Regions from separate parts of the Homo sapiens genome. Here region 1 is linked to region 2. A link is an interaction called in ENCODE POLR2A ChIA-PET data of the cell type or tissue named here. Cell type or tissue: GM12878. All regions are shown on one strand. Links, peaks and the distances in the headings refer to the core of each region. The heading gives the core; the rest is flanking DNA.

Region 1 (4,255 bases), core at 256-4,255, 50 kb after region 2:
TTTACAAAAATAAAAATAAAAAAATCAGTCAGGCATGGTGGCAAATGCCTGTAGTCCCAGCTACTTGGGAGGCTGACGTGGGAGGATCGCTTGAGCCCAGGAGGTCGAGGCTGTCACCAAGGTGGGTGACAGAGTGAGATCCTGTCTCAAACAAAACAAAACAAACAAAAAACCTTATTAAAAACAAAACAGGCCAGGCACAGTGGCTCACTTTTATAATCCCAGCACTCTGGGAGGCAGAGGCGGGCAGATTGGTTGAGCTCAGGAGTTCGAGACCAGCCTGGGCAACATGGCGAAACCCCATCTCTATAAAAAATACAAAAATTAGTTGAGTGTGGTGGCTAGTACCTCTAGTCTCAGCTACTTGGGAGGCTGAGGCAGGAGGATCACTTGAGCCTGTGAGGTGGAGGTTGCAGTGAGCCGAGAATGTACCAGCCTGGGTGACAGAGGGAGACCGTGTCTCAAAACAAAGCAAAACTAACATCAACACAGGCTGGTTTGATCCCAGATTAGCAAGCTTTTGGACATTGGAAACTGTTCCATTCACTATCAGCTTTTGCATCTCATCCCCAGGCATTCTAGATGGAGTTCTGCCCTTGACATCTAGGTATCCCCACATCCAAGCCTAAAGCAGTACTTCTCTTCAGCTAGGCTTGTGCCAGCCAGACTGCAGCATGCACCACCCCAGAGCCACCCTAGTGCAGGCATGTGGCTGCTCATCAGTCCCGGTCACTGACCACAGGCACTGCCAAAGTCTAGAAAATGGAACATGCACTGAACTTCATGTGCAGCAAAATTTAATAGTGCAGCATTATTGAATCTAGTGATGCTGAGAGAATGCCTGTCCCATTAAACATCAAGTCCCTGCTTTTATTAACCCTTGATTAACCCGAGTGTTTGATTAACTGCCTGGTAGCCTGCTTTAAAAACAAGTTCACATCGAGACATTAAAATGGATGAATAAATAAATGCATCCATGTATGTCCCAGGAGCAGTGCAAATTTAACTAAAAATGAAACTTCTTTTGTCTGCAGTAAAAGCTCAGTGAGAAATGACAGTCAAAATCAGGACCCTGAAGAATTTCAGCATTCTGCATCATTATAGAAAGAAGAAAGAGGAAGTCACATTCAGGTTGAGCAGCACCTTCCCATGGAGGGAACACCTGGCAGCACTGGCTGAAATGCAGCGGGGTTTTCTGCTTGCCCCCATGGTTACAAAAAGTTCAGTAAACCAAGGTGGGTCCACCTGGCTGCTCTGGGTGCCATGAGCTGGCCTGCCCGTGACAATGCTGGCCATAACTGCCCTGCTCAGAGCGCGGACTGTTCTGTATCAGGGTATCAATGCCAACAAGGATATGAAAGCTGAAGAAACAGGAGCCCGCTAAATGAAAGTGTCGCATACAAAACAGGGTTCATGTCATGGATTCTTGGAACCACTGACAGCTCAAGTGTACCTTTTAATAAGATCTATCAGGGACTTTAACAGCTGACCTCTCTTGATGGGATAACGACCACAAGTAGGATCTATCTTATGCCAGATCTCTTTTTGTTAGAAAGGTTCCAATGAGCTTATTCCACTCTATGAGCAGAAACTGCAGGGAAGACTCCAAAGGACACATCCTATGCTGCTGTCAGGTGGTGTGGGGCTTGTTGGCATGGGTACTACTGGGGATTAGGTGAGAAGTAGAGGCAGGATGTCATTTTATTATTGGGCAAAATACATTCTCTCCACTGCCTAGGCATGCTGGAGGAATAATGAACTGTTGCAGGAGAAAAGCAGCAAACATTCGGTTAATTCACTCAGCAACCAGTGACCGCTCCTCTCCAGGGTGCCGTGAGTGTACTGTTCCAATGTGAGTTCACTCTGACCACATCTCTGCTCAGCCTATGGAGAGGAAGCTGAAGCAGAGGTGGCTGAGCACAGATGAACAGACAGTCCACTCCCCGTGGACTCACATATCAGACCCTGTGCTCTGGGTTTGCTTTATTTGAAAAGAAAAGGGATGTGTGCAGAAAGGGAAAGCTCTAAAGGAAAATGAGCCAGCACAAGCAACCCTTTTGCCCCACTACCAGAAGCTGCCAGGTGTGACCATGGGTCTTGAGAGGCTGTCAACGCATAAAAGGTCTTGATCTTGAGTTAAACACACCAGTCTCCAAAGTGCCCAGATTGACCCCATTTCCATGCTAGGAGTATGCCACCAAGACAAAGGACTTTTAGACACACCTGACTGGACAAGAAGCCATAACCTTCCCCAGCCCAACAATGACCCGAGATGGGAAGAATGGCTGGTCCTACAGCCCCATGACATGCTCTTCGGAACGAGGCAGTCTTCTGGGGCCCTGGAGGCTGGTCTGGCTTCACAGGGTGGGTGCCTACTTTTAGACTCAAAGCATGCTGCGGCCAGTACCCAGGCACCACCTGCCCTCGTAAGGGCTCAGTGTGGCCCGAGGACAGAGACAGGCAAGCTCATGCACGGGTTAGTATCACAGAGGGCAGCACCATCACCACATAGAGAGTACCTGGGAACAACCTACTTTGAGGGCTCAAATGCAGATAGGTCTTCTGCCTTGGGCTTGAGGCTAAACCAGCAAAATAAAATGAAGAAAAACAAAAACATACCCTGTGATATCAACAATGCCATAAGTGCCATCTGCAAAATGCTTGGATAGGCCTGAAATCGTGATGAGTGATTTTGTTTGTTTTAATGGCTTGGAACGGGGTCTCTCCAGCTCTCACACTGCAGGTTTCTGTGGCTGAGGGCACTGCTCATTGCAGCAGCAGTGGAAATGGTGAGACTGTTCCTGGGACCCAGATGACAAGGCTGGGGGTAAGGGGTGAGATGGGGTGTCTGAGGCAGTTCATTTAAGGGCTGACTGGCTCACTGGCTCAGCCATCGTTTTACCTCTTTCCTTAATGACCGAGGCCTCCCTTGAACTCCCCTTTACTGTTTAATAATTTTGTTTTGGAAGGGAAGCCCAGTAAATTACAGAAGCCAGAGGAAAGAAGAATGTGGAATGTGGAAATGCCTTTCCTTCTAGGTTGCACTATTAAAAGGAATTCTCTACCCGGTGCCAGTTGTGACTGGAGTCGAGAGGTAGAAGTCAGGGCTGCCTACTGTACCCAACAACGAAGGCAGGCAGAAACAGATCCCCTGGAGTTTTCAGATACAGCTTAACCACTAAAAACAGAGACAGTCCATAAAACTGGAAGCCTATTTTAAAGACTGAGGTAAAGAATAAAAAATTAACTGTATCAGTATCACCTAAACTCAATGGACAGTCTTATCTTAATAACACCTATTTTATAGGTGTTAACCTGGTCCTGGGCTATCAGTTAAGAGCAGAGCATTATTTGGTATGAGAGGACCCTTCTGCTTGGCCCAAATGAGAGAGGTATGCTCTTGGGCTGATAATTAGTATGGAATTTAGCTTCTGAATCTCGACAATGCTGAAAGCTCAAAATACCAGTAGAGAAAGATATGAAACCATTTGCAAAGTAATAAAGTCTTCTCTTTTAAAACAAAGAGGTTCTTTCCTAGACACTTCCTTTTAAGTATGAAAAAAGTTAAAAATTCAGTTTGGTTTTATAGTCCTTGCCACTTAAAGACACCACAAGACTAGAGGGAAAGTCCATTCTCAATAGCCTCCATTTCATTCTGCTTTCTCATAAAGTAAGGCAGCTCCCTGGGTATAACACCCCTTGGCTTAAAAGGGCATTATGCTTTACTGCTAAATGAGGGCTCAAAATCCACCCTGTAACAGGGGTTCATTACATCAGAGCTTTTAACACAAGCTCAACTTCCATCCAGCCAATGGGTTCATAGTCATTGGCAGATTAAATTCCCTTTCTGGCATAAGTTAAAAAATTTCCTCAACTAAGTACATACAAAAGATGCCAATAGTCTAGTGACTTGGCTACTGAGGAAACCAGATGCCAACCGCACATTTCATTAATGATGGTCCTGATCAGCAAAATACAAGAAAGAGACCCTGGGTACCTTTTTAATGGTATTGTGCTTGCTGCTGCCACCCCTGTCGGAGTTCTCATTGTGCAGAATATCCAGAGCTGTCTCCCTCTCTTTCAGTTTCAAGGCCTCGATTTCTGTCTTGAGTTCATTGAGCTGCTCCTGCAGATGCTTGCTCTTTTCCATGTATTCCACTCTGCCGGCAAGAGGGTATCATGCATCAGGGCTTGGGCAGACAGTGAGACACGGCTCAGGTGCTCTGCGGCCCACAAGCTGCTTGGTGTGCGATCT
Region 2 (4,416 bases), core at 417-4,416:
GCTTACAGTGTTCCCAGTGTTTGGGGGCATTCAGGGAGATTGGCACCCCCATTTTGCATCTGAGGAATCTTAACCTCTCCAGGAGGTGGGGCCATCCTGATCACACGTGCCCTGCTGCCCTTAGCCCTCACTTGAGAGAGAGCTAGGTCCCTGCTCTGTGTCTAGACCCCAGGCTGCCTCTGACACCAAGTTCAGGGCTGGCCCAAGGCTCTGTGTGGCTGTGGGTAGTGGCAGTGGCAGCAGCAGGCTGCCCTGATGGCAGTGACTGTTTTGGGAATGATTGTTCTGCAACTGGAGCCCACCTTGGCTGTAGGGGGTCTGAGCCCTGTGCTCTGGGCCATTGTCCCTCTGGCCACCCAGCCTGGCCCCTTCCAGGGGATCTGCCACCTGCCTTCCTCCTGCCTCCTGAGGGCTTGGGGCCAAAATGAATTGTTCTCTAGGCAGAGCAGGCCTGTCCAGCCTTGAGAAAAAGGGGCTGTGGGAAGGGAGGTGACCGTTTATTCCTGCTTTTGCCATTGCTGCCTTGGGCGTCCATAACTGTCTCCGGGCAGGCTGGTCTCCTGAAGCCTAGCAGCCTTTCCCTCCGTCCTGGGCTTTGAGCCCCTCCCCTGCATCCACACCCCCTACCCTGCTTAATGGGAGGGGGTGGATTCCAGCCCCAGCCCCCGCAAGGCTACCTCACTTTCTTCCTGGCTCCCTCTCCAGCCTGGAGGCAGTGCTGCAGCAACAATGTTCTTCCTCCACCCTGGCTCTCCTGGGCACCCCAGCGGCCCCTCCCTGGTCTCCCACCTTCCCTCTGCTCCCGCGGGGGATCCTCCACACAGCAGCCCTGATGCACCCTGGCCCTGGCGCTTCCCCACATCCTCCACCTCTGGCCGCACAGCCCCATTTGCAGGGCTGGGGCTGGGGCTGGGGCGGGGGACCCTCCCTGATGCCTCCGCAGCCAGTCGGATCTCACCTTCTCACCTCTTGCCTCTGGCCTGACTGGTGGTCCCACTGGACACTCGGCAGCAGCTTAGATGAGGCATCATTTGTGATTTTGGAGCACCTTGCGCATGCTATTTTCTTGCCTGAAACTGCCTCCCACCTCTCTGCCTGGCAGAGTCAGACTTGTCCTGGAAGCTCTAGCTGAGACATCACCCCTCCCAGCCCCCGCTTCTCCTGCATGGCCTGGGCAGACTTGGGGGTGCCCAGGACAGGTTTACTGCATGAATGAGCATTTAGGCTGCTGTTCGGGCGTTCCCCAGGTGTTAGTGCTGCGAGCCTTTTGTGGGGCCTGGTCTGGAAGCCTGGGGGACCCCCTCTTCCTCTCAGGGTATCTGCTTCCTCCCCCAGAGTACAAGGCACAGAGAGCTGCCCACCCCACCTCGGGGAACCGAGACCTGCGGGCTCCAACCTCCGCTGGCTGAGCTGAGCCTCTCCAGTGAGCCAGGCCAGCCCTCCTTGTAAACATGGGGAAGTGGGGGTCCATGAAGCCCCAGCCTGGTGGCATAGCTCTTATCCCCCTCCGCAGACTGACCCTGAGGGATCTGTCAAGAGCAGCGGCGGCCTCAGACACACAGACTAATCCCTCGGCAAGGCCAGGCCTGGCCCTGCTGCCCATTGTTGGCTCTTCAGTTTGCGACTCTATCCCTCTTAATCTCTCCTTTGCACCCCTCTCTGGGCGGGCGCTGCCATCCTGGCCCATCCTCCTCCTCGACTCTGTTTCCTCTGATTAGGACCGCGGCTGGGAAAATGCAAGAGAGTGGCTCCTGTCCTCACGCACAGGACAAACAGGTCACCAGAGAAGCTACGAGCAGAGTTGTGCCAGACACGCACCTCAATGTCCCCAAGGCTTTGGCTCACGTGTCTGGGGCCCTGGCAGTGTGCCAGTGTGTGTGAGCAGGCACTGGGTATGCCTGTCTACTGGCGGGACCTCAGGGCAGGCAGGGGCACGGGGCTGAGACTTGGACCCAGGAGGTCCCAGGTTCCCAGGAATCTGCCCCATTTTCTAGAGGAAGGGCCTGAGGCTCAGGGGAAGGGGCTCCCCAGGATCACACCCTCCCTGGGGATCCCCACTGTCCCTGTGGCCCTGCAGGGAGCCCAGGCTTGGCTGGCAGCTAGGGCACTCCCTTCCAGCAACTGCGGAGCCTCCCCGCCTTCTCTGCGGCTGGTGGAGTTTATGAAATCTCCCCAGTGCCATAAATCATGTCAAGAGCTGCCTTCTGCACTTTCTAGCAGGCAGTGAGCCATGAAGCAGGGGATGTCCCTGTCCTCTCACACCTGGGGGTCCTGGAGGCTGCACCCAGAGCTCCCCGGAGTCCTTGACTCTGCATGGCAGGTCTGGTCCAGAGAGGGGCAGGTTGGGTGGGTGCAGCAGGGGAAACTCCCAGGGCTCCTGACCCCGGCTCTCCACCTCCCCCTCGGAGGTCAGAGGCCTCTCCAAACCCCTCTCCGCAGGCCCAAGCCCTTCTCTCTCTGCAGAGGGCTGGCCACTGGGCCCCTGAGCCTGCCAGGAGCTGCCAGGGCCTCACCTTGCCTGAAGGCTGGATGTTGGGGTGTGGGAGTGTGCCAGAGCAGAGGGAGCTGAAGTGGGAAGGCCGTGTCTGCAGCCGATGTGGGGCTGGTATTCCAGGCCCTCAGGCCTCATCCCGAGGGTGTCACTTGGTCACGTGACTGACTCCTTGCACCTCAGTTTCCTCATCTATAAAATGGGGTTCGCCTGAGGATTCTTAAGGTTTCTCTAGGTCATGGTGTGTGGCCCAGAATAGCACCTGGTCAGTAAGATCTTTCAGCATTGCTGTTTGTTCCACAATCACTGGGTGGCCTCCTGGCACCAGGCCTGGCCCTGCGCCTTGGGGTACAAATACACCTTACCCCTATCCCCTGGTCTACATCCTCTGGGGACTCCAGTCCTAAGTGGAAGACAGATGAGCTCCTGCCTGAATTTTGGCGGCGGCTGCATGGCACTCTCTGCTGTGGATGTGGATGTGCATGTGTACTTTTTTTTTTTTTTTTTTTTTTTGAGAAGGAGTCTCGCTCTGTCGCCCAGGCTGGAGTGCAGTGGCGCGATCTCGGCTCACTGCAAGCTCCACCTCCTTAGTCCACGTCATTCTCCTGCCTCAGCCTCCCAAGTAGCTGGGACTACAGGTGCCCCCCACCACACCCGGCTAATTTTTTTTTGTACTTTTAGTAGAGACGGGGTTTCACCATGTTAGCCAGGATGGTCTCGATCTCCTGATCTCGTGATCCACCCGCCTTGGCCTCCCAAAGCGCTGGGATTACAGGCGTGAGTCACTGCGCCCGGCCAATGTGCACGTGTACTTAATCAGTCCCCCACAGCTGGACATGAAGGCTACTTCCATTGTCTCACGGCTATTGCTGTAACTCAATGGCTGCCCACAACCCTGCTATTTCCTTGGGCTCAGTTCCTAGAGGTGAGGTTGCTGGTTCAAAGGGTCTGCATGTTTTTGAGGCTCTGCCTTCCAGAAAGGTCTTGTATAGGCAGCTGGGGTGATGGGAGTTCAAAGTGCTCAAAGGTTCAAAGTACTTCGAAGCCTGAGAAGGGCCATGCGGCCCTGGAGAAGCAGCATGCGTGGGGCCCAAGGCCAGAAGGATCTGAGTATGGGACAGGTGGAAGAATGGTTGGGGGGCCATCGCTGGGCCTTGGCAGGGTGCCCCGGGCTGGGCACGGAGGATGCCTCTCCTAGGGCAAGTACTTACATGGACCCCAAGTTCCAGGGGAGGTGGCTCGGGGTGGACGTTGAGGAGGAGGACAGTGAGTAGCATGAGAAATTAGGCTTTAAAAAAAAATTTAGACAATGTTTTTTTCTGATTTCAAAGGCTTGTGTGCTCGTAAAACTTTTGAGAAATATAAAGGAGTAAAAAAGTCACCCATAATGGCACCACTCAGATAGGACCACTGTTAACATTTTGCTGTGTCTTCCAGGATTTTTTTATGCATTTATATATTTTATATATTTTTAAACAAAAATAGTATCATGCTATATACATTATTTTATAAGCTGCTTTTTCTCCCTATCACACAGTATGTCTTTCCTCATCAGTGCATATAAATCTGCCTTAATTCTTACACAGGCCGCATGGCATTCTCTGCTGTGGACGTGCATATGTATTGAATCAGTCCCCCACAGGTGGACACGAAGGTTATTCCCATTGTCTCGCAGCTCAATGTCTGCCTGCAACCCCGCTATTTCCTTGGGCTCAGTTCCTAGAGGTGAGGTCGCTGGCTCAAACGGTCTGCCTATTTTCGAGGCTCTGCCTTCCAGAAAAGTCATGCAGGCAGCTGACCCTCCCCACAGCCAGGGTGGTGAGGCAGGTGGGCTGGGGGTGGCATAAGCCTGGGCTGTAGTGCACTCTTATTCTCCCCGCTTCTCTCTCTCTCTCTAGGGCTGAACCCATCAGAACCACTGTCTT

Evidence for each region. ChIA-PET counts read pairs that join two places held together with the same protein. Peaks named below come from ENCODE experiments on the same cell type or tissue, not always from the same donor. Only the 100,000 strongest peaks of a DNase experiment are listed, where the experiment ranks them.
Region 1: POLR2A ChIA-PET joins it to region 2 with 8 read pairs; 3 of 35 experiments call an interaction of 5 or more read pairs at or near these places.

The regions. Positions count from the first base shown.
Region 1 is chr22:29,681,344-29,685,598 of GRCh38, reverse strand. NF2 (NF2, moesin-ezrin-radixin like (MERLIN) tumor suppressor) reads right to left here. Exons shown (of 16, transcript NM_000268.4): 15 at 3,998-4,160. Among named protein-coding and RNA genes, the nearest start is that of CABP7-DT, 36 kb to the left of the region's middle. In GM12878, for the core only: no CTCF peak of the experiment used is centred there; no DNase peak of the experiment used is centred there.
Region 2 is chr22:29,731,328-29,735,743 of GRCh38, reverse strand. CABP7 (calcium binding protein 7) reads right to left here. Exons shown (of 5, transcript NM_182527.3): 5 at 3,911-4,416. ZMAT5 (zinc finger matrin-type 5) reads left to right here. Exons shown (of 6, transcript NM_001003692.2): 6 at 4,390-4,416. Among named protein-coding and RNA genes, the nearest start is that of CABP7, 14 kb to the right of the region's middle. RefSeq lists a silencer at 2,220-2,309. In GM12878, for the core only: no CTCF peak of the experiment used is centred there; a DNase peak (open chromatin) is centred at 2,153.